3 separate regions of the Homo sapiens genome follow, and all the other regions are linked to region 2. The links are chromatin loops, found by intact Hi-C in ENCODE. Cell type or tissue: heart right ventricle. All regions are shown on one strand. Links, peaks and the distances in the headings refer to the core of each region. The heading gives the core; the rest is flanking DNA. Region 1 overlaps TP53RK (TP53 regulating kinase). Region 2 overlaps CD40 (CD40 molecule). Region 3 has its middle 15 kb from the start of CDH22.

Region 1 (10,447 bases), core at 1,064-9,063, 550 kb before region 2:
AAAGGCCAGGCCAGTGCTAAAAAAATTAGATGAAGTGCGCCTGAGAGGAAGAAAGAGGTCCATGGTTGGGTAGAAGAATGTGTATGACAACCACACACAGTGAAGCTCTTTTTTCAAAGTAAATTTGAAGAAATGCTACAAGTATGAGATGAGATCTAAGTAAAGGTGTTAAGATATTTTTAAGTGGTATGTGATCGTGTCATTATCATCTGCACTTCACTCAAGAGCTTACTATGTGTCTAAGTCATGTTCTAGGCAGAATTGGGTATTTAAAGTAAATTGAGGACAGGCTTCTCCCAGATTGTGACATGTATATCTCAGATACATGGGTGTGGCATTGAACCACATAATGAGAACATTATTCTCTTTTTAGTCCTTGTGAGACAAGGATGAAGTCTCAGTTGCTGATACTCGCTGAGCTTACTGGCCCTCTAACCCAGTGTTTTTTTTTGTTGTTGTTGTGTACATGTTATATTTATTTTGAAACCAGTTTAATGGGATACAACCAGCATTTTAAAAAATGAAATAGAATACAGCATGGAAAATATCAGTGTATTGTTTTATGAAACTTTCACGTGTATATATAGACCAAGGATATGTGCTGAGTTTTGATGTCAAATATATTTCTCTTTCAGGGTCATGATCAAAAAATGAAAAGTCTGCTTAACTCCAATTTCTCTTTTAAAAAAGCAGACTTACAGCTTTCAGGCAACTGAAATTCATGTTAACATGTTTTTATTTTTATTGCTTTGTATTTTTGTGGTTACCTTCTAAGACAAGTGATTGATCTAAAGTTCCTTTTAAGTTTATACCGCTAAACAAACTGAGTTGATTTCTATCACAGGCAGTAAGTAGGTAGAGCAAAAATGGTGAAGTGACTTGTGAAGACTGAAGTTTGATGAAGTCTGGTTTAAGGCACAGGTAAACTGAGTGTGGATGCAAAAGTACCAGGAGCTAGCTTTTAACCTTGCCCAGCCTCAGTTTCTTTTCTTAGAAGAAGCTATGTTTGGGTGGGAAGGGAAGAGAGGGATAAGAAAATACCTTTCTTCCTTGTAAACTCCAATCAACAAACATATTTTGAGTGCCTTTTGTGTTCCTTGGCACCCTGTTGGGTATTGGGTACTTGGCACCCTGTTGGGTATTGGGTACAATGGTGAGCCAGACAGACACAGCGCCTGTCCTTTTGTAAGAATATTTATTTTTATAAAAAAGTATAAAGTATACAGTGGGATGTTTTGATATACATTATGAAATGATTGCTACAGCTGAGCTAATTAACACCCATCACCTCACATAGTTACTGTCTTGTTTCTTAATATGGACATTTGCAGCTATGAATTTCCCTCTGCACACTGTTGTCATCACACACTCTCAGTTTTGGTATTTTGTGTTTTTGTTTTCATTCATCTCAAAGTATTTTCTAATTTCCCTTGTGATTTCTTCTTTGACCCCTTGATTGTTTAGAAATCTGTTAATTTCCACACATTTGTAAATGTTCCAATTTTTCTTTTGTTATTGCCAGCTTCATTCCATTGTGTTCAGAGATGATACAGTCAGTGCCTGTTCTTATGAAGCAAACATTCTATAATAGTAGGACCAGTACCCTGTCTGTTTCATTCACCACAGTCAGCATGCCCCAAGTGCCCAGCATGGGGCGGATGGCCAGGAATGAGTGAAAACTTCCCTTCCTGGGTAGTTGTGACTAGTAGAGAGGAAAAATAATATAATTGCCTGCTTACTGCATGCCAGGCATTGGGCTGGGAATTTTTATATTGGATCTAAAATAACTCTTAAGTTAGGCATTATCCCCATTTTATAGATGGAGAAACTGGCCCCAAAAGGTGGGAACTTGTCCAAGACGTCACAGGTAGCAAGAGGTACTTTTACCTGGCTCCAAATCTGTGTTCTTTCCACTGACAAATGAGATATGGGATATGGTGCATCTTTACAGTACTATAATAAGTATTGGCGTATAACATTATTTTCAAGGAACTCCAAGGGCCACAGGAGCTGACAGGTTTTTCAATTAATATTCCCAACATGAATGAGATGCCTCATTCCTCAGTTTCCTCACGTGTACTATAAGGCTAGTACCTGCTTTGTTGGGGTATGGTTGGCTCGTGTGCATTAAGTCAACAAATCCCTAGTTGATAGGGTTTGGCTGTGTCCCCATCCAAATCTCATCTTGAATTGTTCCCGTAATCCCCACGTGACATGGGAGGGACCCAGTGGGAGGTAATTTAATCCTCGGGGCGGCTACCTCCGTGCTGTTCTCGTGATAGCGAGTGAGTTCTCACGAGATCTGATGGTTTTATAAGGGGCTTTTCCCTCTTGTTCGGCACTTCCTGCTGCCACGTGGAGAAGGGTGTGTTTGTTTCCCCATCTGCCATGATTATAAGTTTTCTGAGGCATCCCCAGCCATGCTGAACTGTGAGTTATTAAACTTTTCCTTTATAAATTACCCGGTCTCGGGTATGTCTTTATCAGCAGTGTGAGAACGGACTAATACACTAGTACTCACTATGCGCCGGGCACTGGAGATCTAATAGAGGGGAACATGAAGCTTACTTTCCTGGGGAACATAAGACAGTTTCAGACAGTGATGAGTGAAGATGTGAAGGAAAACCAGAAACACAGGAGATGAAGAGAGTATATCCCAGGCAGGCTGTGGCGTGCGAAGTTGGCGAAGAAGAAACATCCCCGACAGCAAGGCTGGTGTGGCCGGCATTAGTGAGCAAGGGGGAGGAGCAGAACATGAGATGGGAGAGGCGGGGCCGGATCCTGCAGGGCCCTGTTACAAGGTTGGGTTTTGTTCTTAATGGGACTCAGGGTTTTTAACAGGGTGATACCTGATTGTTTTGAAAGGGTTGCATTGGTTGCTGGCAGAAAACCATAGAGGGCAAGAGTGGAAGCAAGAAACCTGGAAGTGAAAAGGCGACCGAAACCAGCTGGTCCAGTAAAAACAGTAGCCAGGGTGGAAGCTGTGGCGAGCATGCTCCAACTGCTTGGCACAGGACCTGGCAGCCACTGAGGCAGGGAACGCGGTGGAGAAGCAGGCTTGTCTGGGGGTAACACCCGAGGCTCGTTGTCTCATGGTCACGGAGATCAAGGACAGGGACCCACAAAGAGTGAGGTGAAGAGCAGAAATTTAATAGTTGAAAGAAAGAGAATAGCGCTCTGCTACAAGAGGGGTCCTGGAAAAATGGGTTGCTGGATCTGCAGTGAAATGCAAGGGAGTTTTATAGATGAGCTGGTGAGGAGGTGCTGTCTGATCTACATAGGGTGTGAAAAACTGGTTGGACCCAGGTGTGCCATTGGCACAGGGTATGAATCTCGGCACCCCCACCCCAGTCTTTTATTATGCAGGCGAGTTCTCTGCCTGAGCTGTGCCATGTTGCCCATTTCTTTATTACTGTACACGTGGTAAAAGAAAAGGGAAGATGGAGCCTCGTGTTAGACATGCCTGGCCCCCAGTTAGCCCTTCTCTATTGGCACAGCTACCAGCATTCCCCCGTGCAAGCTTCCAGCTTCCTTATCTATGTTTGCAGCTGGATTTTTCAGGCTGCTCTTTGTTAGAAAAGAAATGATTTCTGGGGCTGCTTTTTTGTTAGAAGGGAAATTCCGCCGAGGACTCTTTTGCCCTGAATATCTGCCTAAATAATTTCTATCTCCGGTATCAGTGGCCAGTAGCAGTGGGGGTAGCCGCAGCTGTCAGGAAGCAGTAATGATCTTTGCAAGTATCAAGAGGGAGAGTGGCAGATATTGGAGACTGGAGAAACGTCACAAATGCCCCCAGGAGGAGAATCGTCCATCTGCACACTTAGCCCTTGGCCCACAGTGGGAAATAAAGGGTTAACAAATGTTCCTAGGTGAACAGTGGATTCCTTTCCTAGTTCCTCTCACAAAGGGCTAAGGAACCCTCTGCACTTTCAGATCCCTTGACGTCCACCGGGGAGCTGCAGGTGCTTTGCAGTGCTGAGCCAACAGCACTAGCAGTTTTGTGTGAATCCCCAGCTAAACCCAACCAGATGAGGATTATAATCTCCATTTTATGGTGGAGGAAACACTGGGCAATAGGAAATATGTCCTAGGGTCACAATAAGTGACAGAGCTGGGATTCAGACCCATGCTTTTAACAACAGCAGCTGACTTTATAGAGTTACGTTCTTTCCATGCATTAACCCATTTTACAGAAGAAGCAAATGAGACACAGAGAAATTAAGTCCTGCCCCAGGCCACTCAGTTAGTAAATGGCAGAACCAGGGAAATGTGATATGACACCGAGATGCGACCAACACTTGACACAGGCCCACATTCCTGGAACATTTAAAAGTGCTTTTGTGGCCAGTCCATGGGGCCAAGAGAGGTAGTTCCAGAGTAGAGTTGCTTTAAAGCTGGCATAGTGAGTGCTCCAAACAAGCTGTGTTCTTATTGTTGGATGAGCTGAGCTGACCACGCCCACACCACGTGCTACCTTAGGGGTTGGGAACATCTACATTAGCGAAGGCATGCAGGGCATAATCTCTGATTTAACTGCAAGAATCCACCATATTCCTGACCCTGGTTCCAATAAAACTTTATTTACAAATCAGACAGTCGGCCCGTGGGCGATAGTTTGCCAATTTGATTTTTAAAACCATCCCATTAAGATATTTTTTGGATTATTGAGTTTTTGGATGCCTCCTTAAATTTGTGCCTCACTTGCTTCACCCTAGTCCTAACCCAGCTGTCACTGACTGCCAGAGCCCTGATGGAGGAGCCCATGTTCTTACAAGGGTCTGCACCTGCTGTGGTTTGAATGTGTTCCCCGTATTTCATGTGTTGGAAACTGAATGCCCAACTTAGCAGTATTGAAAGATGGGGCCTTTAAGAGGTGATTGGATCCTAAGGCCTCTGCCCTCATGAATTGATTAATCCACGTGTGGACTAATAGATTAATGGGTTATTATGAGAGCAGGACTGGTGGCTTTATAAGAGGAAGAGAGACCTGAGCTAGCACACCCAGCCCCCTTGTCACATGATGCCATGTGCCGCCTCAGGTCTCTGTAGAGTCCCCACCTTCAAGAAGGCTGTGCCCCCACCAGATGTGCCCCCTCGACCTTGTATTCCTCCATAACAGTAAGAAATAAACTCCTTTTCTTTATAAATTACCCAGTTTTAAGTATTCTGTTAAAAGCAATAGAAAACAAATGAATGCAGCCTGAACCTCTTGGGGAACTAGGAGTCTTCCCTTGCGTCCTTTAATTCTAGGCACCGCAATTTCAATGGACTGTGCACTTTTCTGCCACCAGGGGTCGTAAGTTACTGTCATTCTTGGTGCGAACAGGTAAACCTCCCTTCACTTTCTCTCTTCTCTTCCTCCTCCCTCCTCCCTCCTTCCCCTCTTTCTTCCTCCCTTTCTTTTCTCCCCTTCTCCTTCCTCTACTTCCATCTTTTCTTCCCAAGTCCATGCCCCTCTCTCCCTCCCTCCTTTCCTTGAACGTGTTCATTTATTCACTCAACGCCACCTTAGCTGAGCACCTAAGTGTAGCAGGCACTGTGCTAATTATGCACCATGTAATGAGGGAGACGGACGTGAGGATGTCTAGTTCCTTCCAGTCTTAATGTTTTCATCCATTCTCTCTTCACTCACTCCTTCACTGGGTACTTAGTGAGCACATGGGCTGCGTCTGGCTCTTCTGAAGAAGCTGCAGGGATGACAAGGTCCAGCCGCGGCCTGGGAGGCCCTTGTCCTGGCCCCTTCCGTTCTTCCTTACTCAGCAGCCCAGGGGACCCTTTTAAAGCCAGAACATGCCACTTCTCTATTCACAAATGTGCTGGCTTCCCAGCCCATGTCTCCTTGTTTACCAGGTGCATGGCCTAGGATCCCCTCCTTGTACCTCTCTGAGCCTCAGTGTCCTCATCTGTAAAATGGACTCACAGTGGTGCTGCATGGTGGAGTTGCTGTGAGTATTGTCACTGGTCAGGATCCCCAGGAAGCAGACTCAGATACAGTTGAGCTGCCCTTGGGATCAACATCCACAGCATGGAGGACACAGGAGATGGCAGAGGACACAGGAGAGGGCAGAGTACACAGGAGCGGGCAGAGGGAGAACTGGAGCTGAGACCCAGCAGCAGCTTCAGTCAATTCTGCGGGAGCTCTGCAGTTGAAATGGCTCTTCAGAGATGTCACAAGATGGCCTGAGATGGCCAGGACTTTGCAGTCTCACATTATGCAGTCGTTGGGGGTGTCACGCCTGGAAGGGACACGAGCTCTGGCAAGGCCACTCTCTGCCTACTGTGAGTTGATCCCTGGAGGAGCTGACCACAGGAGCTGACTGCTGACCACTCTCCCTGCCTCTGGGGCAATAGGTGCTTCCTTAAGGGATCTGGGTCGCACATCCATGTCCACCACAAGCATCCATATAAGGAGGTACGTGGAGCAGTTGGAGCACTACCACAGTGCATGGCACATGGTGACAATGAGCAATATCATTATCGTGATGTCATTTAAGTGGCTACTATTTTTAGAGAACAGCAAACAGGTGATTATAATACAGCTCCATTTGTTCCCCTTATAAGCTAAGGGTAGACAAGACGCACTTTCCCACCTTGCCAGGCTGCCATTCCAAAGCTTCTGAATCAAAGGTCTGAGACTGGCCTGAGAATCTGCATTGCTAACAACTTCCCAGGTGATGCTGAGGCTGCTGTTCTGAAAACTCCTACCTGAAGGAAAATCAAAGTATGTCATCAGAAAAATAGGAAATGGATGCTGAGAGGGCAAGAAACAAAATACCATCTGCCATACCCATTTTACAGATGGGGGAGTAGAGGCTCAGAGGTGCTAAGCAACTTTCCCAGAGTCATCAGCCTGTAAATGGTAGAAATTGTGCCAGGCATTATTGCCTACCAAAAGTCACCCTCTTTTTTTTTTTTTTTGAGACAGAGTCTCACTCTGTCACTCAGGCTGGAGTGTAGTAGTGTGATTTCGGCTCATCACAACCTCCACCTCCCAGGTTCAAGCAATTCTCCCACCTCAGCCTCCCCAGTAGCTGGGATCACAGGTGCCCACCACCACGCCCAGCTAATTTTTGAATTTTTAGTGAAGACGGGGATATCACCATATTGGCCAAGCTGGTCTCAAAGTCCCGCCTCAAATGATCCACCTGCCTTGGCCTCCCAAAATGCTGGGATTACAGGCGTGAGCCCATCCCCCACCCCCTTTTTTTTTTTGAGACGGAGTCTCGCTCTGTCGCCCAGGCTAGAGTGCAGTGGCTTGATCTTGGCTCACTGCAAGCTTCACCTCCTGGGTTCACGCCATTCTCCTGCCTCAGCCTTTCAAGTAGCTGGGACTACAGGCGCCCGCCACCACGCCCGGCGAATTTTTGTATTTTTTAGTAGAGACGGGGTTTCACCGTGTTAGCCAGGATGGTCTCAATTTTTGTATTTGTTAGTAGAGACAGGATTTTGACATGTTGGCCAGGCTAGTCTCGAACTCCTGACCTCAAGTGATCTGCCTGCCTCGGCCTCCCAAAGTGCTGGGATTATAGGCATGAGCCATGGCACCCGGCCTACCCTTCTTATTCCTTTTGGACAGAATCCCAATTAGTCTAGATATTTTTAGGCGAAGATAGCTTCATCTCAGGAAAGGTCAGATCGGTTCCTGATTAGGAATGGGCATGTGTATTAGGCCTTTTGCATTGCTGTAAAGAAACACCTGAGGCTGGGTAATTTATAGGGAAAAGAGGCTTAATTGGCTTACAGTTCTGCAGGCTGTACAAGCATGGCTCCAGCATCTGCTTCTGGTGAGGGCCTCAGGAAGCTTCCGATCATGGTGGAAGGCAAAGGGGGAGCAGGCAGTGTCCCATGGTGAAAGCAGGAACAAGAGAGAGAAGGGGAGGAGCCGGGCTCCTTTAAACAACTGGCTGTCTTGTGAACTAACAGAGCCAGGGCTCACTCAGAGATTACCACAGAGAGGGCACCAAGCCATTCACGAGGGATCTGCCGCCATGATCCAGTACCTCCCACCAGCCCCACCTCCTACACTGGAGGTCACATTTCAACCTGAGATTTGGAGGGGACAAACCTCCAAACCGTGTCAGCATGTGACCCTTTTCTGGCCAATAAGATACAAGAGCAAATCTGGGAAGATTGCTTCTGTGGAAGATTTTGCTTCTCCTAGAAGGTGAGAAGATGTAAGAATTCTCTCCCTGCTCTGACACCAGCACATCCCCATCAACAATGTCTGCTTTTCAATGCAATGGCAATAACCGGAGGTTCAGCAGCAATCTGGAGGCCATGAGGCCACCCCTGATGGTAAAGAGTCAATGAGAGGAAGATGTTGAGGTAGAGGGATGGGCAGAGTGTGAGTCTGTTCTTAGTGACCTCAGACCTCACTTTCTGGACTTATTATATGCACAGGTAAACGTCTCCAAAGCTGAAGCTACCATAAATCAGATTTTCCATCACTTGAAGCCAAAAGCATTCCTAACCAACACAGATAGAGACCCCAGGCCGCCAAAGCCATACTTGTTCATAGCATCTTGCTGCCTTTTACTGTCAGGTTAGAGCCTCTCTATTTAGATCAAAGTGAAGGAGACAGACTAACTCCAGCCCCTTCTTACCAAGGCCTGGGAGGTGAGAACCCGGCACTGAGACCCAGCCTATTCAAGGCCTGGCCAAAGTCTGCCACCAACTCCTTCTGTGAGTTTGGGGAAAATTCTAGACTTCCCTGGGCCTCAGTTTCTCCACCTGTAAAGTGGAAGATTTGATCTAGGTCCAGTGGGTGGCTGTAACTGTAGGCAGTTTTCTTGGGTTCACATAATGTTTGCTTTTTAGTTGCCAATGTTAAACAATTTCATATGCCAATGTTAAACAATTTCAAACATACATATGGATTGTTTCATATGTAAAAATCTAGACATCTGGCTTCTCTGGAAACATCGTCAGGAGATCTTGCCACACGGGACCCTGTTCTAACACCTCTTCTTTTAGAGGGGCCTGTGCTTTCCAATTTGCCCCAGTCTCCACTGCTCCCTATTGCTCTTTGGCTCTGAGTCACTGTTTGTCATCACGCTGGTCCCGTTGTTCTTCTTACAGAGGTAAGAGGAGAGTGAGATATGTCTTACTCCTCTTGTTACTTGTCCCTGAGAGCATTGAATTTGCAACCTTTAGATAAGATGGCATGTATCTTCCCCAGGGCCTCACGGGCATCCCAAAACTCAACAGGTCCCAAAACAAACCCCTGGTTTCACCCATAGTCTCTGCCCCCATCACAAGTTTCCCATCTTAGTAAATGGCAGCCCCAGGAATCCAGAACTTCACCCCAAACCTGGGGGCTCTCTTTGACTCCTGTCTTTCACCAGCTCCCCTCGCCCCCATTCGATCCAGCAAAAGATCCTGCCAGCTTTACTTTCAAAATATAATTAAAAGGTTGGGAGCGTGGCTGCCCTTGGGGGAGGGGCAGTGATTTGGAGGGGGCTTCTGGGGACTTCTAGGGGGATGGACAAGTTCTATTTCTTGAGCTTGATGCTGGTTATGTGGGTGGATTGGGTTTGTAAAACTTCATGAAACTGCAGGCATGTTTATATGTGTACTTTTCAGTATTTATGTTGTACTTCAATAAAAAGCTGTGAGGCCAGGTGGTGGCTTGTGCTTGTAATGCCAGCACTTTGGAATGCCGAGGTGGGCGGATCACCTGAGGTCAGGAGTTCAAGTCCAGTCTGGCCAACATGGCGAAACCCTGTCTCTACTAAAAACACAAAAATTAGCCAGGCATGATGGTGGGCGCCTGTAATCCCAGCTACTTGGGAGGCTGAGACAGGAGAATCGCTTGAACCCAGGAGATGGGGGTTGCAGTGAGCCGAGATCGCCACTGCACTCCAGCCTGGACAGGGTGAGACTCTGTCTCAAAAAAAGAAAAGAAGCTGATGAATTTGGAACTACTCTCCGTTCCCCCTCCTGGCCACCCTGGCGTAGGCCATGTGATCTTTTGCCTGAACCCCTGCAGTTGCCTCTCATGGTTCTCCCCACTTCTGCCGTCGTCCCCACTGTTTCCACGCAGCCCAGGAATTCTATTAAATCTCAGTTCAGATCTGCCAGGCAAGGTGGTGCATGCCTGTAGTCCCAGCGACTGGGGAGGCTGAGGCGGGAAGGATCTCCTGGGCCCAGGAGTTCAAGGCTGCAGTGAGCTGTGATTGCACCACTGCACTCCAGCCTGGATGACACAGTTTAGTTTTAGTTAAAAACAAAATTAAACAAACTAAAGAAAAAGAAAAGAAAAGAAAAAAAGGGGCCGGGCGCAGTGGCTCGTGCCTGTAATCCTAACAATTTGGGAGGCTGAGGTGGGCGGATTGCCTGAGCTCAGGAGTTCGAGACCAGCCTGGGCAACACGGTGAAACCTTGTCTCTACTAAAAAAAAAAAAAAAAAAAAAAAGAGTTGAGAGAGTGGCTGCCCTTGGTGAAGGGG
Region 2 (10,447 bases), core at 1,054-9,053:
TAGAAATAGGTTGTCTCTCCACCTTTGTTACAAATAAGGCTATTTGTCACTTGGCTGGGAGGATAACCCGCCTTGCCCCGCCCCTCCTCAGCCCCAGCCACAGGAGAGGCAGTCACCAGCTGAGTGGCACTGGGGAACAGGGGCAAGAAGCAGGAGTGGGTGCCCCTCCTCTTCCCTCTCACTAGTCAGCAGGAGGCATTGTGCTGGGCAGAATGGAAGTTTTGTCCCTCCCAAAAGGAGGGAGCAACACACACACAAGCACACGCACATCATGCACACCTAACCAGCATGCACACACACCAACACCTGCTAGAGAAGAGATCACAAGTGCAATAGCACAATCAAGGCAGAGTAGGAGAAAGGAGCATGGGATTTGAAACTGGGAGCCAGATATTGAATACTGGTTCTGCGTGTGGCCTTGGGACGCTTACTCAACCTTTCTGAGCTGCACCTTGCTCAGCTGCAAGGATGACCATACACCTTCAAAGGACTGTTGTCAGGACCAAATGAGATAATATGGGAAAAGCACCTGGCACATAAATGGTATCAAGAATCACGATTACTATACCCACCCACACCAACCACTCCCTTACTACACGTGCACGCACGCATGCACACACACATACCTCTCCATTCTATACGTCTCTCCATCGTGTGATTTGTCCTTCTTTTCATATCTGCACAATCCCTAATTGACTTCTCACCTTTGACCTTCAGGAGCTGCCCAGAATGATGCATCCCAGAGTCTCCTGGGGCTGCATTCAGGTCTTCTACCCTGGGTCCACCCCTGGACATTAGAACCCTCCCTCATCCTATTCCACACAGTCCCTCCTGCCCCAACTTGCGTGCTCCCAGCTGTCTGGAAACCAGTCCCAGAGATAAGGCTAGATAGAGCCTAGAGGTCCTTTGGGACAGGTTGGCTCAGTAGAAGGATGGATGCCACTTGTGAAATAGAAGCAGTGACTCAAATAGGGAAATAAAGTCCAGACCAGGGGTCCTCAGTTCTGGCTGAATCTCAGAATCACCAGGGAAGCTCTAAAAAAATATACTGATGATTGGCCAGGCGCAGCGGCTCACACCTGCAATCCCAGCACTTTGGGAGGCCAAGGCAGATGTATCAACTTGAGGTCAGGAGTTCAAGACCAGCCCGGCCAACATAGTGAAACCCCGTCTCTACTAGAAATACAAAAGTTAGCCTGGTGTGATGGCGGGCACCTGTCATCCCAGCTACTCAGGAGATTGAGGCAGGAGAATCGTTTGAACCCAGGAGGTGGAGGTTGCAGTGAACCAAGATCGCGCCACTGCACTCCAGCCTGGGTGACAGAGCAAGACTGTCTCAAAAAAAAAAAAAAAAATACTGATGCCTAGACTATGACCGTCACATGCCACCTCCATGGAAATTTTATCTAATTGGTCTGGGATGTGGCCTGGGTAATTCTAGGGGTTAGGAACAGAAGCTTTGCAGCCAGGTGGAACCGAGGCCCCGCCCTGCATGTTCTAGCTGCCTGATCATGGATGAAGGAGCCGCTTCCCCTCTCTGAGCCTCAGTTTTTCTCATCTGAGATACGGAGTGAGCCAACACACAAAGGGCTTCAAGAAGATTTGGAACACCGGTCTTTAGCACAGGGCCTGGCACTTGGTAGTGCTTGGGAGGAGAAGGGCTTCCTCCCAGGAGCCAGTGGGGTTCCCTCAGCTCTTGGTGGCTCTGGGGTTGCTGCCAGCTCCTTCCCTCAGGCACTGCTGTGCCCTCCCGCCTCTCTCCATATTAAACATTAGCCCCCTGCCTTCCTCAAGCCCCAGGCTCAGCATTTCATTTCCCCTGCCCCCACCCCGTATTAACACTTCCCAGGGGTCCTTCAATTAGATTCACACAAGAGTCCCTTCCTCCTCCTGACCCCCAATTTCCCAGACGAGGTGGGAGGGCAGGGAGAGGCGTCTCTGTCCCTGATTTTATCCCATCACTCGGCCCTAATTAGTATTCCAAGGAGAGCCCTCTCCACAGGCCCCAGGATTTGTTTGCCAGCGGCCAGTTCCCTGTCTCCCCAGTTCAGAGTGAGTAATTCTGTCCCTCCCAGGCCCATTTAAGGGAGTGAATAATTAGTTACATTCAATTAGGCCTCTCGCTGCTACTGTGGCTCCTGCCTGCCTCACTTTGGGGGACAGGCACGCTAATGAGATGGCACGTGTCTGATGTGGGAGCCGGTGTTAAACACCATGGACCCCCCACCCTCCGCAGGGAGCAGAGAGTCAGAGGGAATGGGTAGGGCTGGGGAGAGTGGGGTGTGGAGGGGAGAAGACAGGAGAAACTAAGGGTGGGGACTCAGGGATGAAGTCAGAGAGGAGGGGAGAGTGAAAGGTGGAGAGAAAATGGGAGGTAGGAGACGAAGAGATGGAGAGAGAGGAAAAGCGGAGGAGGCACCAGGGAGAGACTCATGAGGAAAAGGAAAGAGAAACACTGCCTGAAAGTCCAGGAGGGACTTCATGGAGCCTCTTCATGAATCAGCATCCAGCCCTACAGTGGAATCCTATGCACCAATTAAAAAGCATGCTGTTGCTGGGTGCAGTTGCTCAGGCCTGTAACCCTAGCACTTTGGGAGGCCAAGGCAGGTGGATCACTTGAGCCCAGGAGTTTGAGACCAGCCTGGGCAACCTGGCGAAATGCCATCTCTACAAAGAAACACAAAACTTAGCCAGGTGTGGTGTTGCATCCCTGTAGTCCCAGCTACTCAGGGGCCTGAGGCGGGAGGATCACCTGAGCCCACGAGGTTGAGGCTGCAGTGAGCCATGATCGTGCCACTCCAGCCTGAGTGACAGAGTGAGACCAAAAAAAAAAAGCCATGCTGTCCATTTCTATGTAATTGGCATGGAGAGACGTCTGCCGTACACTGCTAAGCAAAGAAGGCTGCTTACAAAACAATGCATATAATAATAGCCCAAGTTTAAAAAAAAAAATGTTTATCTCAGAGAAAACAAGTCTAGAAGGACCCATATCTTGTGGTTAGCAGGGGGTGGGAGGTTTACAAGTGGTCTTACTTCCCTGGTCCTGTTTATTGCTTGGATGAGGGGTGTGGTGCATGAGCATGACTTTTATAATTAGGCAGAATAATAACACTTGTTCAAAAGAGAACAAGGTGAGTCGGAATAGCTGGAGATGGGAAAGGAGGTAGTTAGAAAGCATTGGAGAAAGCAGGAAGGAGGGTGCGGGCAGATGCTGCAGAGGATGGGAAGGAGCACTGGAGTGAGCGGGAGGCAGAGAACTAGCTGGGCACCAAGGCCCAGAGGGATGTGCCAGTCAGCAGGGAGCCCCAGGGACAGGAAGGGAGGGCGAGCATAGGAAGAGAGAGGCGCCCTCACCCCCTGCCCACTGGCTGTAGCTGGCTGGGCCCAAGCTGCTCACCGACCTTGCTGGGCTTCTCCTGGAGCACCCACGGTAACCATACTGCTCATCCCAGGAGGAGCCCCCTCAGGAGCTTCCTCCATTTCCCCAACTCCAGGACCACAGCATAGATTTCTTTTTTTTCTTTCTTTGTTTTTACAAATTAAAACTGCATCTCCCCACCCCTACAGATGGGTTTGTAATTTGCTGTGCCAGAATCAGTCGGTGGGAGAGAAGTCCTTGGGGGCAGGGTCTTTAATAACTTCTGCTGCCCGAGGAATTGACTGCAGGGCCTGAAGGCTTAAGTGGGAGAGCTGGTGTGTGTTCCTGCCTGTGGCTGGGGCTGCACGGGTGGGAGTGTCGGGGGACTGTTCATAGAATGAGGAGGACATCTACACACAACTAGGCCTCTCCCAAGGGAAGTCCCTCAGTCCCAGAGCATCAGTGCCTTAGGCCCTGGTTACCTGGGGTGCACAGGGTGGATCCTAAGCCCCCAGGGGCTCTTCAACTCCTGGCTGGGCACAGAGAGAGACAAGCTGCCCAGGACATGTTGCCTGAGCCAGCTCTGGACTTTCTCAGTGCCTCTGTTTCCCCACGTATAAAAACAAAAGGATAGGACACAGGGAAGTTTCCAGTCTCTTTTAATCCCAGCCGTCTGTGACATGCTTTCCCATGCTCTCACCAAGCTTTTGTGGGTTTTTTTGTTTTTTTGGTTTTTTTTAGACAGAGTTTCGCTCTTGTTGCCCAGGCTGGACTGCAGTGGTGCAATCTCGGCTCACTGCAACTTCCACCTCCAGGGTTCAAGCGATTCTCCTGCCTCAGCTTCCTGAGTAGCAGGGGTTACAGGCACGCACCACCATGACCGCAAATTTTGTTGTATTTTTAGCAGAGATGGGGTTTCACCATGTTGGCCAGGCTGGTCTTGAACTCCTGACCACAGGTGATCTGCCTGCCTCAGCCTCCCAAAGTGCTGGGATTACAATCGTGAGCACAATGCCCGGCCACTTTTGTGGATTTTTTGACCAATTTTTGGAATTTAAAAATAGTAAGAGTTCACATAAAAATCCAGATTCCAGGCCTGGCACGGTGGCTCATGCCTGTAATCCCAGCACTTTCAGAGGCCGAGGCGGGCAGATCACGAGGTCAGGAGATCGAGACCAACCTGGCTAACATGGCGAAACTCCATCGCCACTAAAAATACAAAAAATTAACCAGGCATGGTGGTGGGCGCCTGTAGTCCCAACTACTCGGGAGGCTGAGGCAGGAGAATGGCATGAACCTGGAAGGCGGAGCTTGCAGTGAGCCGAGATCATGCCACTGCACTCCAGCCTGGGCGACGACACAGCGAGACTCTGTCTCAAAAAAAAAAAAAAATCCAGATTCCAGACAATCTGCAACCCTCATTCCTGCTCGGCAACCATTGGAAGGAGCCAATGGAGGCTGTCCCCCAAAGATGGGCAGAGCCTCTCCATTTTGCCTAGCGTCTGCCACCTGACTTGACTCCCAGCCCTTTCTCCAGCCCCTGCGGGCATGAGTTTACATCACCCCGCAACATATGCCTACTTTCCTACTCACTGAATGAGCAAAAACCTCAGGCTTTTGAGTCAACCTAATTAGGTCCAAATTCCAGCTCTAACTCTCGAGACCTTAGCAAGTCATTTGACTTCTGCATCTCATCTGTAAAAAGTATATTGTAAGAGACCACGTCTTACGCAGGGCTGTCATAAAGATTAAGGCAATGCATGCAAAGTCCTTAGCGCTGTGCCTAGCACATAGTGAGCACTCAGTGTCTTAGCAGTGTCACTGTGCACAACCCTAGCTCCGGATGGGGCACACAGTGGGACCGCAGCTGGTATTTGTTAAGGAAGGAAGTATTCATGACAAGGATGAGACCTGGGAATGGATGAAGTTGCAGAGTAGAAGCTTCAGGAGGCTCAGGCTGATGGGGTCAAGGGAAGAAAGGTCTCCTCTTCCAAGTGTGGGCGGGTGTGGGGCGAGTCAGCAAACCCAACTTTACTCAGGGAGCCCAAGCCGCCGCCAGGGTCTTCGGGCGTTACCTTGGCGCCACCTTCTGGCTGATGCGCGCCTCACGGCCACCCCCTCCGTCCACGCACCGGGCAGGACCCTACACCCTGAAGAGGTTGGTCCTCTCCGCTATTTTCAGAACTGGAAGGATCCTTAGAACTCCTAGGGACCCATCATGCATCCGGGAACAAAAGCCCAGAACTGAGTAACTTTCCTGAGGCCATATAGAAAGCTCCTGGCCAATCTCTATTTAGAACCAGAATGTGCTAACGCTGCCAAGAATAACCACCTCTTCCCTTCATTAGGGACGCTAAGAAAAACAAAATTGCACATTGTTGTGCATGGGCTCTGCTGATTCTCAGGGGGAACTTCTCCCAGAAGCAGATCCTGAGACTAGGGATGAATGCAGGTCGTTTATTTGGGAGTTGAACCCGGGAAGCACCAGTGGTGGAGAGGGGATGTGAGACAGGGAAAGGATGGGAATCAGTGCAGAGTGCCCACTGTAGGTTCCATAGCTCAGTCCCTCCAGGGAGCCTCGGAGACACTGTAGAACACAGCTCACATTTGTCCCTCCCAAGGGCAAGGAAGCTTGAGTATTTATCCTCCCACTTTCAACCTTGGCTGGCTGAAAGTACTTCGGGGAATTAACTCCCCCATCTACAGCTTACCTGGCCTGCCTCTGCACCAAGCATGTTTTCAAGACCTGGAAAAGCCCTGAGGCAAGTGATCCCCAGTGCTTGCAGTCAGAAACTGGCTGCTTACACAGTATAGGAATATGAATGCTGGCTGGGCGCGGTGGCTCACCCTGTAATCCCAGCACTTTGGGAGGCCGAGGCGGGAGGATCACTTGAGGTGAGGAGTTCAAGACCAGCCTGGACAACATGGTGAAACCCCTGTCTCTACTAAAAATACAAAAAATTAACTAGGCGTGGTGGCGCACACCCATAGTCCCAGGTACTTGGGAGGCTGAGGGAGGAGAGTCACTTGAACCTGGGAGATGGAGGCTGCAGTGAGCTGGGGTGGCACCACTGCACTCCAGCCTGGGCAACATAGCAAGACAACACCTCAAAAGAAAGAAAGAAAGAAAGAAAGAAATATGAAGGCAGTAGTTCCCCAAGTATAAACCCTGGGCCGGCAGCATCAATACCACTTGGGAAACTTCTTAGAATGCAAATTCTTGATCTCCATCCCAGACCCACAGAATCAGAAACACAGGAGGTGGGGCCCCACGATCTTTAACAAGAAGAGGTGGTTATTCTTGGCAGCGTTAGCACGTTCTGGTTCTAAACAGAGATTGGCCAGGAGCTTTCTATGTGGCCTCAGGAAAGTTACTCAGTTCTGGGCTTTTGTTCCCGGATGCATGATGGGTCCCTAGGAGTTCTAAGGATCCTTCCAGTTCTGAAAATAGTGGAGAGGACCACCTTGCAGGTGGTCCAGATACACGCTCAAGTTTTGTTGTTGTTGCTATTGTTGTTGTTGTTGTTGCTATTGTTGTTGTTGTTATTTTAGATGGAGTTTCACTCTGTTGCCCAGGCTGGAGTACAGTGGCATGATCTCGGCTCACTGCAACCTCCACCTCCCGGGTTCAAGTGATTCTTCTGCCTCAGCCTCCCAAGTAGCTGGGATTACAGGCACCCGCCATCATGCCCGGCTAATTTTTGTATTTTTAGTAGAGACGGGGTTTTGCCCTGTTGGTCAGGCTGGTCTCGAACTCCTGACCTTAGGTTATCTGCCCACCTAAGCCTCCCAGAGTGCTGGGATTACAGACGTGAGCCACTGCGCCTGACCCACACTCAAATTTGAGAAGCTCTGACCTAGAAGAGAACACAGGAGGCATCAATAGCGTCTGCTGCAGATATTGTCACCATTTGTCAGATAGGGAAACTGAGAAGTGAAGCAGTGAAAGTGACTCATCCAAGGCCACACAGATGATCTGTGGCAGGCGTGGGTCTTTGGTCTCTTTCCACCATACCACCAAAGAAGTGAACAACACTCACTCTTAGGCTCTAGATAAGAGACAAGAATTAGGTCCCAAAGTTCCCCTTCCCCGCCACCACCACTTTGCTCCACTTTCTAAACCAAAGGCCTCCACCTGGTGTATCCAAATGGTTCTTGAAGCTCTTCTGGGAAGCCTGCCAAGCCAGGTGCCCCTCTCTTGGCTCGCAGCTGCCCTCACAGCCTCCACTGGGATAAGCCCTCTCCACATCTCCCCTTGCCCCCCATCGCCCCACACCCTCCAGCCAGCAGGATGTGTTGGGGAAATCCAAAGCAGGTTCTTTCCTGGGAAAGGCTGAGACCCCTGGGTTAAACCTCACCTCGAACCTTTGTGCCGGGGTTCTGCATGGCACTTTGCATTGCTCTTCCTTCTCCTCCTTGTCCTCCAACCTTCCTCCCCTCCCCTCCCCTCTGCTCCCACTCCATCTGCCGCTCCTCCTGGCTAGGCTCCCCCTCAGTTGGCTCAGCAGGAAAAGAGAACAGGATGGTTTATTTTTATCCTGAGATACTGCTTGGGGGAAGGGGATACCATCTGACCGAGAAGCAGTAGCTCCTGCAGCCACAGGGAGGTCAGAAGGCGGTGAGAGACCCAGGATCTCCCTGGGAAGGAGCTACAGATGTCAGTTCCAGACAGCAGGCAGATCTGGGAGGAGCTCAGGACCCAGAGTGAGGAGCTCTGAGCATGGCACCACCAGACACCGCTGTGTGACCACAGGCAAGTCACTTCGCCTCTCTGGACCTCATTTCCACCTCTGTAAAAGAGGGAGGGATGCAGACCCACCCTGCTGGGGAAGGCTATTTTTGTGAACATGAATCAAATGGGAAGAGCACTTTGCAATCTCAATACCACATGTGAGCACACATGGAAACCACCCTGGAGGGGCAGCAGCCTGGGGACATTCTTATTTATCTACAGAAAATGCCCTCATTCCGTGAGCCTGACAGCAGGTTAAATAGCTCATGTCACCCAGCATGTTCACCCCCGTTTTTCTTTTTACATGTTTGATGATTTTTTAATTACATAAGCATTATGTGAATTCACTCTCCTTTTGGGAAAAATGATGAAGCATTATGGGAAAGCCAAATCTCCCTTTAACCAACCCTCCCCCAGACCCTTCTTCCCCACCCCAGACGTCACCACTCTTCGAGCTGTGGGTTTTCTGTGTACCCTTCCAGAACCCTTGTTATATCAATATATGATGCATATTGTATTTATACATATATCCATAGGCAATATACATACATAAAAGCATGTACTTTTTTAAAAAGTTCCATACCCATCATTCAGCAGCATGCCTTTTTTTCCTTACTCAACAGTGTTTTTGAGATTCTGTTGTATAAATATATTCTAATTTTATTTAGCCAGTCTCCTGCTGATGGACAGTTAAGCAGCTTCCAGTTGTTCACTATCACAAACAATGCTGCAATGGGCATCTGTGTATATGGCTTCCTGGGCGCAGGGAAGCCACCATGATGCCTCTCTGGGCACCAAACTGCTGGATCGGAAGGTCTGGTGGATATTACTAAACCATACCCCAACACCACCACCACCAAACTTCTGCCTCTGTCTTTAATACAAGTTGGGAGACTGGATGGGCTCCAGGGTGAAGTGAGAGGTTCTTCAAGGTGAACTGTTTCTGCATCCAGTGCCAGGTCTCCTGTCTCAAACTGCAGGGGTGCAGGCAGAAGCGGGGAGCTATGCCCAGTCAGTGCCAGCCCCTCACCCTCACGCCACAGCAGCAGCAGCACCAGGCTCTCTGGCCAACTGCCTGTTTGCCCACGTGGCCACACTCCTGGGTGGGTGCAGCCTCACTGTCTCTCCTGCACTGAGATGCGACTCTCTTTGCCATCCTCCTGGGTGACCGGTTGGCATCCATGTAAAGTCTCCTGCACTGGAGCAGCAGTGTTGGAGCCAGGAAGATCGTCGGGAAAATTGATCTCCTGGGGTTCCTGCTTGGGGTGGGGGGCCTGGAGAGGCAAGGTGTGAGGTCACCCCCAGCAGCAGGGGCAGCTGTGCCTCTGAGGAGCCCCTCCCTGGGAAGCGGATCCCTTCCCCAAGCCCTCCCCCCTTTCCCAGACGGCGGGTCAGTGCTGATTCCTCGGGTGCCTCCTGCCCCCTGCTGGCCACACCAAGGGCGACGAAGAGCTTCCAGAGTGGGAGCCAGTGGGCTTAAGGGGCTGCCACATTTGCTCCCACCCATTTGACCCAGCCCCAAGGCCCAAAGATGCAGCTCCCCACGCGTTGAATGCCAGGAAAGGAGTGAAGAACAGCCAGTGTTAGGCTCTGCCAGTGGTGCCAGGGGCAGTTCTGTGGGGGATTGAGCTCTGGATGGAAGGAGCATGGTGGGTGGGGATGACAGTCCCCAATTCTGCTGCCACCCCACTGGCTGCAGAGACAGACTCTGAATCAGTTTTACTGCCCCATAGGCAACCGTGAGGCCATCTTCCCAGTTTGTCAAAACTCTGTCCCGGGTTCTCAGGGGTGACCTACCTTATTGGTTGGCTTCTTGGCCACCTTTTCTAAAAAAAAAAAAAAAAAAAAAAAGGATGGGGAGTTGGAGAGGCCAGATAAGAAACAGGTGGTCTCCCCTCCCTCCCCCAACACCTCCCCACCTGAGGACTCACTGATAAAGACCAGCACCAAGAGGATGGCAAACAGGATCCCGAAGATGATGGGGATCACCACCAGGGCTCTCAGCCGATCCTGGGGACCTGGAGAAATCAGGACTTCAGCATGCACCCCTCACCTGCAGTTTCTCCCTACCCTCAACCTGCTGTGACTTGTCAGACTCCAGAATCTTCCAATGTCAGAGCTCATCTACATCAGAAGGTTCAAACCGCGGTCCTTGGGGAAATGTGGCTGGCAGATGTCTTTAAAGGAGCCAGAACATTTTCTTAACGTTTGGAAATATTTGCCGACATTTTTAAACTGGGAGATCACATATTCAAACCTAGACATCTGATTTCTCTTACAAACTGGGAAGACTGGGTTCCAGTTGGCAGCCTCCCCACCTGGGAACCATCTAGAAGCGAGTGGTGGCAGTGGCTGTC
Region 3 (10,447 bases), core at 864-8,863, 190 kb before region 2:
TTGATGATAGGGGGGCCTGCCTGCTTCCCAGGGTTGGGCCAAGTGTCCAAGCCAAGATCTTAGGCCTGCACCTATGTCAGCCCCTCTCCATTGTACATAAGGGGAAACTGAGTCTTGTGCAAGACAGGGAGCTATGGAAGGCCACAGCAGGGCTGTGGTGGTGACCTGCCGGCTTTGTATGACAGCCCATTACCCTCTAGAGGAGGGGGCTGCAGATGCCTCATTTGCACACCTACTCTGGAACGCTCAGGAGGAGCTCCTGTTACAGACCCTGAACCTCCTCTTCCTTGAGGGGGACTAGTGATGTCCTCCCCAGAATCCCCCAGGCCCAAGAGAGGCCTCAGCTGCAGAGTCAGTCCTAGCCCAAGGAGGGAAGGATCCTGGGTTTTGTTAGGACTGAGAGGAGGGGAGTGGGAAGGGGAAGCGGGGGCGTGCCAAGAATGGGGTTAGACCTTGCCCTGATGCCCTCGGATACTGGGAGGGAGGGGCTGTGGAAGGAGGAGAGGAATGGGTCTCTCGAGAGGAAAGGTGAATTCTATGGTTGACGGGGAGGGGAGTGGGATGGCGGCAGCGGGGAAGGTGGGTGGGCAATGGGAGGCTGGGAGTAGGAGCGGCTGGCAGGCCTAAGGAGAAACTCAGGCACTGGCCCAGGGCCCCTCAGGGGCACCTCCTCCACTGGGGCTCAGACAGCTCCTTGGGTCCCTAGGAGAATTGCCGCAGCCCCAGCCCAGGGCGGGCCGGCAGGCGGGTCTCAGGGACCCCAGCGGAATTCTAATTTCTCATTTATCTCTGCAGCTTCTCCTGCGATATTAAAGGGGCGATGCTCTGCAGTTGGCTCCCAGGCTAATTGGATTTGGGCCTCCTCTCACTCCCTGGTGAGGGAGGGGGATGTGGCAGCCTTGATGGGGGAGGGGATGTTTGAGGACTTGGGCTGAGGCTGTGGTCCAAGGCCAGACTCCTAGGCTACAGTCCTGACCATCATGTGGCCTTCCCAAGCCTCTGCCCCTCTCCGGGCCCCGCATTCCCTCACCTGAGATGATGATAATGATATTAATAATATTAGTAATAAAAACAACAACCATGATTTGCATAGCATTTCCTAGACATAGACACTGTTCTTAGTGCTATTCAGGACAGCACTCCTCACCCCCTCATCCTAACAACAGCCCAGTGCATTAAGTATGATTACGTTCATTGCACAGACGAGTAAACTGAGGCATGGAGGGGTTAAGTAAGTTGCTCAGAGTCCAGACAGCACCCACAGTGAATGTCTTTCAGGTTTGTGAGGGGCCTAGAATCCCAACTTTAAAAACCCCGTTACGCTCAAATAGGCCTAAGGTGGGGGTGTTACTGCCTGCACCCATTTCACCGATGGGGAAACTGAGGTCTGACCCAGACATATTTTTAGCTTTAATTTTCTGTAGCTCCCACCAAGGGCTCCCTTCCTTCTCCTCCACCCCAGGGCCCAGGGTGTTTCCAGGGTAGAAGGCTGGGGCTTCAGAGGGCGCATTCAGTGCAAGTGTCTGAGGTGGGGCAGGGGAACTTGCTCCCAACACCTGCCTTTCCTCCATCGGCCCTGCCTTTCTCCTTCTCTGAGCGGAGGCCTCTGTCCCAGCATCCTCCAGGCCTGCTGGGGTCCCTTGTCCCACACTGCTCACCTGGAGGGAGGACCTCACCTCCTTAGCACAAATTAATTCCCACATGTGCCCCAGATGCAAACCACACAGCTCTGCAAGTCCACAGTGGAATAATGGAGAGGGGAGGAGGCCGTACATGGAAGCCTGTTTCCCAGTGACCCTAGAGACCGGCCCTTTACGCATGTTGCCTCATGTCATCTTCATGATAGACATGGCTCCAATGCCCATTTTACAAAGAAACAGAGGCTCCCGTGGAATGTTTCAGGCCAGGCCACACGGCAAGGACCTGATTGAGCTGAGATTCAAACCCAGGTTTATCTTGATCCAGAACCTGAGCTCTGGATACATCCTCCTGTGCAAGAGAGAAGTTGAGACTCCTTTGGAAGTTCAGTATCAGAGGGCCTGGAACTGGAACCCAGGATGACTACAGTGGAAGGAGCCCTGCACTGGGAACCGGTAGACCTGGGTTTCGATGTCTACCTGGCCCCAAACTCACTGTGTAGTCCTGGGTGAGTCACTTGGCTTCTCTGAGCTCAAAGGCAAAATGCAGAAACCACCGTGCCTACCTTATGGGGCTATTGTAAGTATTACAGGAAGTACAAGTAAAGCACTTATCACAGTGCCTGACACGTAATAGGTACTCAACCCAGGCTAGCCATCATTCTGTGGATGTATTCATGCTCACCTCCCAAGACTGCTGGGATAGCACCCGGGCAGAGCTTTGTTCTGTGTCATGGTCTCAGAGATTGCCAGAGCTAGAAGCATTGAGCACAATACCCTTGTCTTTCAAATGGGGAAACTGAGGCAAAGGGTTTCAACAAGTGAGTGGCAGGGCAAGGACTCAGCTCCAAGTGCCCTGGTGGCCTCCCTGCTCAGCAAAGATGACAGTTCTCCTTCCAGTCTCCTTTTGCCCTGGGTGTCTGCATCTGTCTGTCCAGGCGTCCCTCCCTGAGAGGCCAGCTGGATGGCTGACCCCTGCAGCTCTTTCCAGTCCAGCCGCTGGCAGGAACCAGCCAGAATAAATGCAAAGAGACCCCCTCTGGAGGCTGTTCTTGCCGTGTCCCCCGTCCAAATGTTAATTTTGCCAGGGCCTTGATAAATCTTCCTGTCGTCTCCATCCGCTGGAGACATAGATTTCATCTTATTGAAAGGTGACACTACTGCCCTTTGGTACCAGCTATCAATTTCAGGTGGCAATCAGAGTGGAGAGCAACAAAGAATCAGGCCCCATTAACTCCCCTTCTGCCACCGAATCCTACCTTTAAATCTTTTGGGGCCATCCTACTTGAGATGTCTGCTTCACCTGCCCTTCCAAAAAGGTGTCAGGACCTCATCTTTAGCCTTTCAGGGCATGCCTGGTTGAGTTCCTTTCTCAGGCCTCCAGAGCCACTTTGCTTCCCAGTGGGCAGACTGAAAGAGTCAGGAAATTAATGTCCAGCTCTTAACTGATGACTATTTGAAGCCAGAGTATAAGTACCCCAGCTCCTCCCTCACCCTTTGCTGGGGAATGGGAGTGGATTGCTCTGTGATGTGAGTCCTATTCTCCCTCCCAGAATTCCCCAGCAGAGTTGAGCTCCAGTTGCCCACAGTAGTAACAGGCTTGATAAAGCACCCGGTATTGGTTGCCTGCCTTTCCTGTATCACTTTCCCACTGTCCTACTGGTGCTTCCTGGGATCATTTCCCAAATAAATTACTTGCCCTTGAATCCATTTCTCAGGGTCTACTCTGGAACCCAAACTGTGGGAACACTGAAGATTTTTTAGCATCTCAAGATGGAATGCACTCCACTCAGCAGTGGAGATACAAGAGGCCTGACGTGTATTGATTGCCCACGACATGGCAGGAATCATGTGTTTTGGCTGCTAGATCAGTTTTTCATTCATGCTGCCAGACAGCTCTGGGAGGACTTGCCCCAGTTTTACAGATGAAGAAACATGCTCAGAGAGGTGAAGCGACTTACCCAAGGCCACACAGCCAGCAAACAAAAGTCAATATCCAAACCCAGGGAGCACACTGTCTTATCCACTCCATTCTACCACCTCTAGACAGGGGCATGAAATGGAGCCAGGGCTCACTTCCAGGTACAATCAGCAGTGCAGATGGGTAAATTTCTCCTGAGGGCATACTATGAGGCAGGCAGCCTTCTGCAAGGTGCTAAGGACAGCGCAATGAAAAGACGCAGTTCCTGTTCTCAAAGGGGCTGGAAGTGGTGGGGGAGATAGACCTGTGAAAGACTGTATGGCTGGGACCTCTCTCAGAGTGCACTGCAGCCTCTTCCCTGCAAAATCCCATCTTACAATCATGGGACATTCCTGCAGGGGGCAGCTGAGAGGTTGTCTATTTCAACACATTATTATATGGAGGCCACCGAGGTCTCAAGAGAGGCATTCACCCACAGTTGTACTCCATGGCCAGGGCTCTTGTGTTTGAACTCAGCTGAGGATTTCTGCAACAGAGCCACAGGTTTCCTCAGGCTCACAAGCAATTCTGAAAACTCAGAAGTCTCTAAATTAAAACAAAAAACAAACAAACAAAAAAACACCTTGCAACATAAAACATTTAAACTTCTATATGCCCTAAGGAAAACTTAATAATTATACAGACTTAAAATATTTGCATATCACAGGTAAAGGGTTAATACCCTTAATATACAAAGAGCTTTTGCCAATCAATAAGAGAAAAACAACCAGAAAAATGGACAAAAGATAGCAGCAGAAGATGCCTGTGTAAGGCGTTAATGCAAGACCTCTGGACTTCCGAGGATCCGGAGGGTGGTAAAACTGTTATTACTTGTTAAATAAATGCTTATTCATTATTAAAAAATCCATTTGGACTGCGGGTCGCATGCTACTGCTTGTTAAATCTGTTAAAGTGCTGGGAGGACTCCCAGATGCCTTATTTACAGTTACGATGACAGAGAAAAGTGGCCGAATGCCAGAGCCACAAGCCTGTTGTGGGATCCACTTCTTGCTCCCTCTGCCTGTCCTGTGCCTGTGGTCCCTCAGTCCCAAACAAAGTGGCCTTAGAGCCAAATTGCCCCTGCAGCCTGGGTAAGGCTGACTAAAGAGGAGTTTGGCCAAGGGTCAGAATGCATAGGCTCGGATCCCTTATGTGACCTCCACTCCCATCTCTATAAATCAGTTTCCCCATCTATAAAATGGGTAGGTTGGCACCACCGATATTGGAGGTCACTGCCACACCGACAGGCTAGCATTCCAGGGTGGGGGGTGGGGGTGTAGGCAGTGGTGGGAGGAGATTTGGCACCTACTACCCTGTCCCCACCTTTACACCTAGGGCAACGGCTGACCTCATTGACTGGAACTCAAGTAAGGAGCCCTTTTAAGCAACAAAGATTTCACCTTACAGATGAAAAGTCAGAAGCCCAGAGAAGAGCGGGCACCCACTTAAAGTTGCCCAGCCCTGTCAGGACCAGAGCCTGGGACTCAGGTTCCTTCCCTTCCTCCTTAGAAGGGAAGCAGAGAGGCCAGAGGCAGATCCAGAGCCTGGATTTTGCCGTTGCTGGGAAGCTTTCTCTGCCTCCTTGCACTCAGCGCCGCCTCTCTCCTCCTTGACTCCATGGAGACCCCCCACCCTCAGGGCCAGAGGCACCTTGCAGCAGGCGAAACTTGTCAGCCCAGCAGGGTCCTTCTGGTCCTCCCAGCCAGCCAGACTCCTCATCTCTGCTCTGAAGACAGCCTCTGGCCATGAGTGAGCAATGCTGTGCTCCACGTGCTCCACGCCACCTGATGCTCGCTGTTGGAGACACGTCCTTCCAGGTGAAGCATGGCCCTGTCAGGGAGTCACTGGGAGGGGCACCCGAGTAGCAGGGAACACCTGCTGTCTTTCCTTACCCTGGGTTTTATGTCCCTTATCTTTTGACCCTCCTTCCATTGCTGCCCGGGGTAGAGGGGTCGGTGTGTGCCCCGTGACGGCAAGGGGGAGACCAGGATTTGGGGCCAATTCTGCCACTTGCTGTGTGACTCTAGGCAAGCCACGTCACCTCTCTGAGTCTCTCCATAACCAGGGCTGTTTTAAGGAAACAATTAGATAATAAATGAAAGATATTAGCACGGTGCCTAGGACCTAGGCAGAGGTCGATAAAGAGTAGCTCTTATTGTTATCTGAAAAATGGGATTAATAATATCTAGCCTAGGACTCTTGGAAGGGATAATGACATAATGCATCTGAAACATATGGCAACATGGCAGGGGCTCCTTCAGTGACCATGCTGGGGTGAGGTGACTCCGAAACAGGGACATTCAGCTCATTTTAGGGCAAGGGGCCTATTCTCGTGGCTCCAAATGCTCACCAGGGTCATGGCCCCCTCATCAGCTCCCACTTGGGGCTGACTCTGGCCCCAGCCAGCCTTAGGGTGTTGTCCAAGCTGGAGATGCCAGCCTCGAGGGTGGGTGGGAGCCAGGGACCCAGGAAGACACACATGATCAATACTAAGCCAATCTCTTACAAGATTCCCCCGGCCTCTGGTATCCAATTGTAAAGAAAATCACTCCGCACACTAGGGAGATGTGAAAAATGCCGCAGATTACAGTTTGGGATGTTCTGAGTCAGAGTGAGTGAGTCCGGGATTGTTTCCTGCAGTAAATAATTCATTCACTTTAAATTTCGTGGTTTTTTTTTCTCACCAGCTCCCTCCCCGCCACCTCTGTCTCACTGCCTCTCCTGCCAGCTCCCTCTCAAGTCCACTCTCCACCCGGGAGGCTCCCATCCCTACCTAGGTCCAGGCAACCCCAAACCACCAAGGAGCTAATAATACAAATGTTTTGAGTCTGTTAATGACACTAATCGTCTTTTGCTGCTAATTAGTAATGCTGCCAAGGAACACTTCCTTGTTAATGAGGCCAAGGGCCACCCAGGCAGGAAAGCCTAGTTGGGAAAGGTTGCAACTGAGCTGGGAGCCAGGCAGGAGCCAGGCAGGCGGGCACCAAGGAGGCCTCTGGCAAGACCAAGGGCAGTCTGGCTGGTGATGGCTCCTACTCCGGACCCTGTCCTCTGCCTCACATGCTACATCACCCAGAGAGGATGGCTTGAGTGGGAGGCTGGAACCCGGCCAGGGGGCAGGTGAGTGGAGGCCAGGGAAAGAGATCTGGCTAGCGGTGGCCCCTTCACTCCCATCATAGACACTGCCAGGCCCCAGATCAAAAGCATGGAACAACTCCAATCTGAGTGCCAGTTCTAAGACCCATGGCTCAAATATGCTAATGGTGGGCACCTATGTGGAATCTCTTAGTACACAGTAATGGAATGTCTGGCAGATAACTGTTCAACAAGTAGACCCTGGGGAGGTGCTGGGCCCCCAAACGCAGATCAGATTCTGCCTTGATCTCCAGGAACTCCTGGCTTGGTGGAGGGAGACAGACAATAATGGCCAACATTTATTGATCACTTACTATGTGCTGGGCACTGAGCCAAGAACTCATGCCCACTGCTTCATTTATTCCTCCCCAAATCCCCATGAGGTGGGTATTTGAGTGGTTTGGAGCGTTTTTGTTTGTTTTTATTTTTCTGATAGGTACTCTTTCTATTTCCATTGTACAGATGAGAAATAGAAGGCCCAGAAAGGTCAAATAACTGGTCCAAGAGTGCAGTACAGCAGAATCAGTATGTGAATTCAGGCACCTGGATCTAAAGCCAGCTCTTTGAACCCAAGCCCTTTAACAGAGAAGTAAGAAGACGGTTTCAATTCAGTGTGCTCTAGTCTGCAATAGGAGAGGTTTGGGGGTTGTAGTCCTGGGTGATGAGTGAGGCTTCCAGGAGGGGGTGAGGTCTGGGTCTTGAGGGGTGCATAGGAGTTAGCTGGGGGAAGTAGGAGGGAAAGTAGAAAGGAATTCCAAAAGATGGGGCACTGTGAGCAAAGCAGGGCAGCACTCAGGTGGTCTAGCGATATCTGAGGGTAAGGAGTGCAGTGAGAACAGGGAGATATCATGCTGGGGAGCCCAGGAGAGGGGATGGAACTGCACTGAGGGCCATGAAGATCTGTACATGGAGAGCCCCAGAGAAGACCTGACTTCAGGATGCTCTCTCTGGACTACAGGATAAAGGGAATTGTGTGAGAGAGAGACAAGGGAGACTGGTGATAAAGCAGGAAAGGGCTGGCCAGGGATTGTGCTTGGGCCATGTGCTACTGGGATGGAAGGGGAGCAAGCAAAAGGTGATGGATTGAAGGTGGAAGCAGGATGGAGGAGTCCAGGAAGGCCACAGCAGCCTCCCAGGCAGATGCAAGGAGGGCCACCTTTCTTCTCCGACTCAGGGAACCACGCTAGGCCTCTCGGGATGGGGACACAGCCTGCCTATTCAATCCCAGCTTGAGTTGCAGGGGGCCCAGACACCAGAAGCTGATAAGGCAAGAAGTGTCCCCAGCCTGAAAGGACCCCTGGCCAACTACATCTTCTCCCATGGCAACTAAAACCCACTATTTCAATTTCATTCCCTTGGATTAAGTGTTGCCTGTTCTCTGGTAGGGAGATCATATTATGCCATGAACTCTTCGTAGACAGCATTGAGGACTCAAATTACATATCATTGTTTTCAGGGGCAGCTTTCTGGGGTTCCCCTAGACAGAATAAATTGTTCCTTCCTCTGTGGTCCCAGAGTGCCTCATATGTATGCACAGCCCTGATGATACTGGAGTAAGGATTTTTCTGTCTGTCTTCTGCATTAACCTGGGAGCTCCTGGAGCAAGATAATGGAGCAAGATCACAAGAGATCCTTTGTTTTATATGTGTTCTTGCAAATGAGCATGATTTTGTATAAATGCAATTTTTTCGTATGTATCTCCCCTCCTAGACTATGAGCCCTCTGAAAGTGGTCACTTGTCTTATTTTATATTGTTTTATTTTATTTCAATTATCACAAAGTAACATTGACTTTCTTTGGGCGCATAGTTCTATAAATTTCAACACACATATAAATTCATATAAGCACCATCTGAATGCACATTTAATTCAAATAGATGGTATTATGCCATAGATCCCAGTTGGTTCCTCGCTCCTTTCATCTCATGTTTTAAAGATCCGTCCATGGCCATCTCTACACTTGTCTAACAGTTGCCAGGACCTCTGCAGGGTGTGTCTCCCATGTCTTCCTGTACGCTCCCCCAGGGAGGAGAGGTGGGTTGCCTCCAACTCCCCTCAACACAGCATGGGCACAAGAATCCTCAGACTTGTTCCTCCCAGTCATGCTGAGAATTTCACTGAAATTTACACCCAGGAGCAGAATCTCTGGGACATAGGGTCAGCATATAAATAATGATCTCTAAATGCCACGTCACTCACAAAAGTGTCCTGGCCCATCTTGGAGGATGACCCATGACAGGCTAGGTGGAGCCAGCACACGTCACTAGGGCTGTGCCAGGTGTTCAAATGCTGACATCTTTCCATTCTGATGGGCAAATAGGTGGTTGCCTGTGTAGAGTTTCCCAAGGGCTCAGCCCACCTCCTTGACACCCAGCTCTGCCCCAGAACACCTGACTCTTCCCAGGATCCAGCAACTAATGGGTTACAAGTGGCCCAGCAGGGCCTCCAGGGTCTTGCTCCAATGGCCATTATTAACTGTTACACATTCGAATATCGTCCTTGTCCATGCCCTGTGCAGGGGAACAAGGCAGAGAGGAGCTCAGAGGTTGAGGTTCAAGTCTTCTTCAGCAGGTCTTGGCAAGCCCCCTCCCCTTGCTGGATTCCCACAACACGAGATCAGCACTTGCCAGACTTTCCTGAAACATGCTTCCATAGCCTCTTAGCCACTCTGGGAGCTGGGAAGTGGTTCTCCTCATTTGACAGAGGAAGAAAGAAGAAACAGGCCCAGAGAGCGGAGGTGACTCGCCCAAGGTCACCCAGTGAGCAAGGAACAGAGCTGTGACCCAAGAGATTGAACCCCAGCACACTCCTGCTTTGAAGGTCCCCGTGCCACACCACAGCACATGCATAAAATGCACCGACTCCCACTTCAGACCTCTCCTATGCATGAGTAGAGGAGGGATGAACAGAATTGGCACTGACTAGTTGGCACAATGCTAGATTTTGTAGACATTTAATTAAACACTTACTAATTTTGATTTTGCAGTTTTCTTTTTGTATTTTGGAGCTTATCTTTTCTTTTTTCCTTTTCACATCTTGAACTTTTCCATAGGCCCTTGACAACTGCCTGAATGCTGCCTGCAGTACTGGGCCAATCTGTCTCTCTGTCTCAGTCTTGGGACTTTTGGACACCCCTAGGCTGTGGCCAATCTGGGGAGAAGGGAGCACAGAGGTCAGTTAGCTGAGGTGCTCCCCTTAAGGACTCCAGGTCTGCCTCTGAGACTCAACATCCCCAAAGAAGAAGGTTTCCCAACGCAGGAGGTCCGTGCTCTGGCACATTCCAGGAGCTCAGCACAGAGAGAGTCTCAGGCCCAACAGCTGGGGTGGGAACAGCGCATTCATGGGGGAGGCTGGAAGTTATTGGTGAATGTTTTTAAAAGGTGGGGAGGTGGGGAAAAGTGGGGACCTGGAATGCCAGGATTCCAGGCTTAGAGACTTGGTCCAAATTAATAATGGCGCCAACGATACCTACCTCTGTTAAGCACCTACTGGATGCCAAGCACCATACTCTTATCTTGTTTAATCTTCATGACATCTGTGGGATGCAAGCAGGGCAGATAAACAAAATATTTAACCCTCAGTTCAGCACGTAGGATCAATCAGAACCACTGAGGCTGCAGCAGGTCCTCACGGCCGCCAGAGGAGTCAACCTTTAGTTTTTGGACCTTGGCAAGAGGAGGTGTCCGTAGGTGAAATGGGAGCAGGAGAGAACATTT

The links. A loop is a pair of places that touch in the nucleus more often than their neighbours do. Peaks named below come from ENCODE experiments on the same cell type or tissue, not always from the same donor. Only the 100,000 strongest peaks of a DNase experiment are listed, where the experiment ranks them.
Region 1: it touches region 2 in a loop (4-fold over the local background); 14 of 110 quality-filtered maps call a loop at or near these places.
Region 3: it touches region 2 in a loop (4-fold over the local background); 18 of 110 quality-filtered maps call a loop at or near these places.

The regions. Positions count from the first base shown.
Region 1 is chr20:46,676,379-46,686,825 of GRCh38, reverse strand. TP53RK (TP53 regulating kinase) reads left to right here. Exons shown (of 2, transcript NM_033550.4): 2 at 1-2,461. The coding sequence ends at 73. It also overlaps a transcript of SLC13A3 not described here. Among named protein-coding and RNA genes, the nearest start is that of TP53RK-DT, 7.7 kb to the left of the region's middle. RefSeq lists an enhancer at 3,015-3,526. In heart right ventricle, for the core only: CTCF peaks have their summits at 5,090 and 5,290 (motif pointing right); DNase peaks (open chromatin) are centred at 2,295, 2,715, 3,005 and 5,285; H3K4me3 peaks cover 1,267 bases; H3K27ac peaks cover 1,653 bases.
Region 2 is chr20:46,127,799-46,138,245 of GRCh38, reverse strand. It overlaps CD40 (CD40 molecule), which reads right to left. Exons shown (of 9, transcript NM_001250.6): 7 at 10,022-10,108; 8 at 9,888-9,916; 9 at 8,388-9,364. The coding sequence ends at 9,206. Among named protein-coding and RNA genes, the nearest start is that of CD40, 15 kb to the right of the region's middle. RefSeq lists enhancers at 5,129-5,178, 8,177-8,326. In heart right ventricle, for the core only: a CTCF peak has its summit at 5,460 (motif pointing left); a DNase peak (open chromatin) is centred at 5,415; H3K27me3 peaks cover 4,287 bases.
Region 3 is chr20:46,318,667-46,329,113 of GRCh38, reverse strand. No RefSeq gene overlaps it. Among named protein-coding and RNA genes, the nearest start is that of CDH22, 15 kb to the right of the region's middle. RefSeq lists a silencer at 5,141-5,330. In heart right ventricle, for the core only: a CTCF peak has its summit at 3,943 (motif pointing right); no DNase peak of the experiment used is centred there; H3K27me3 peaks cover 7,375 bases.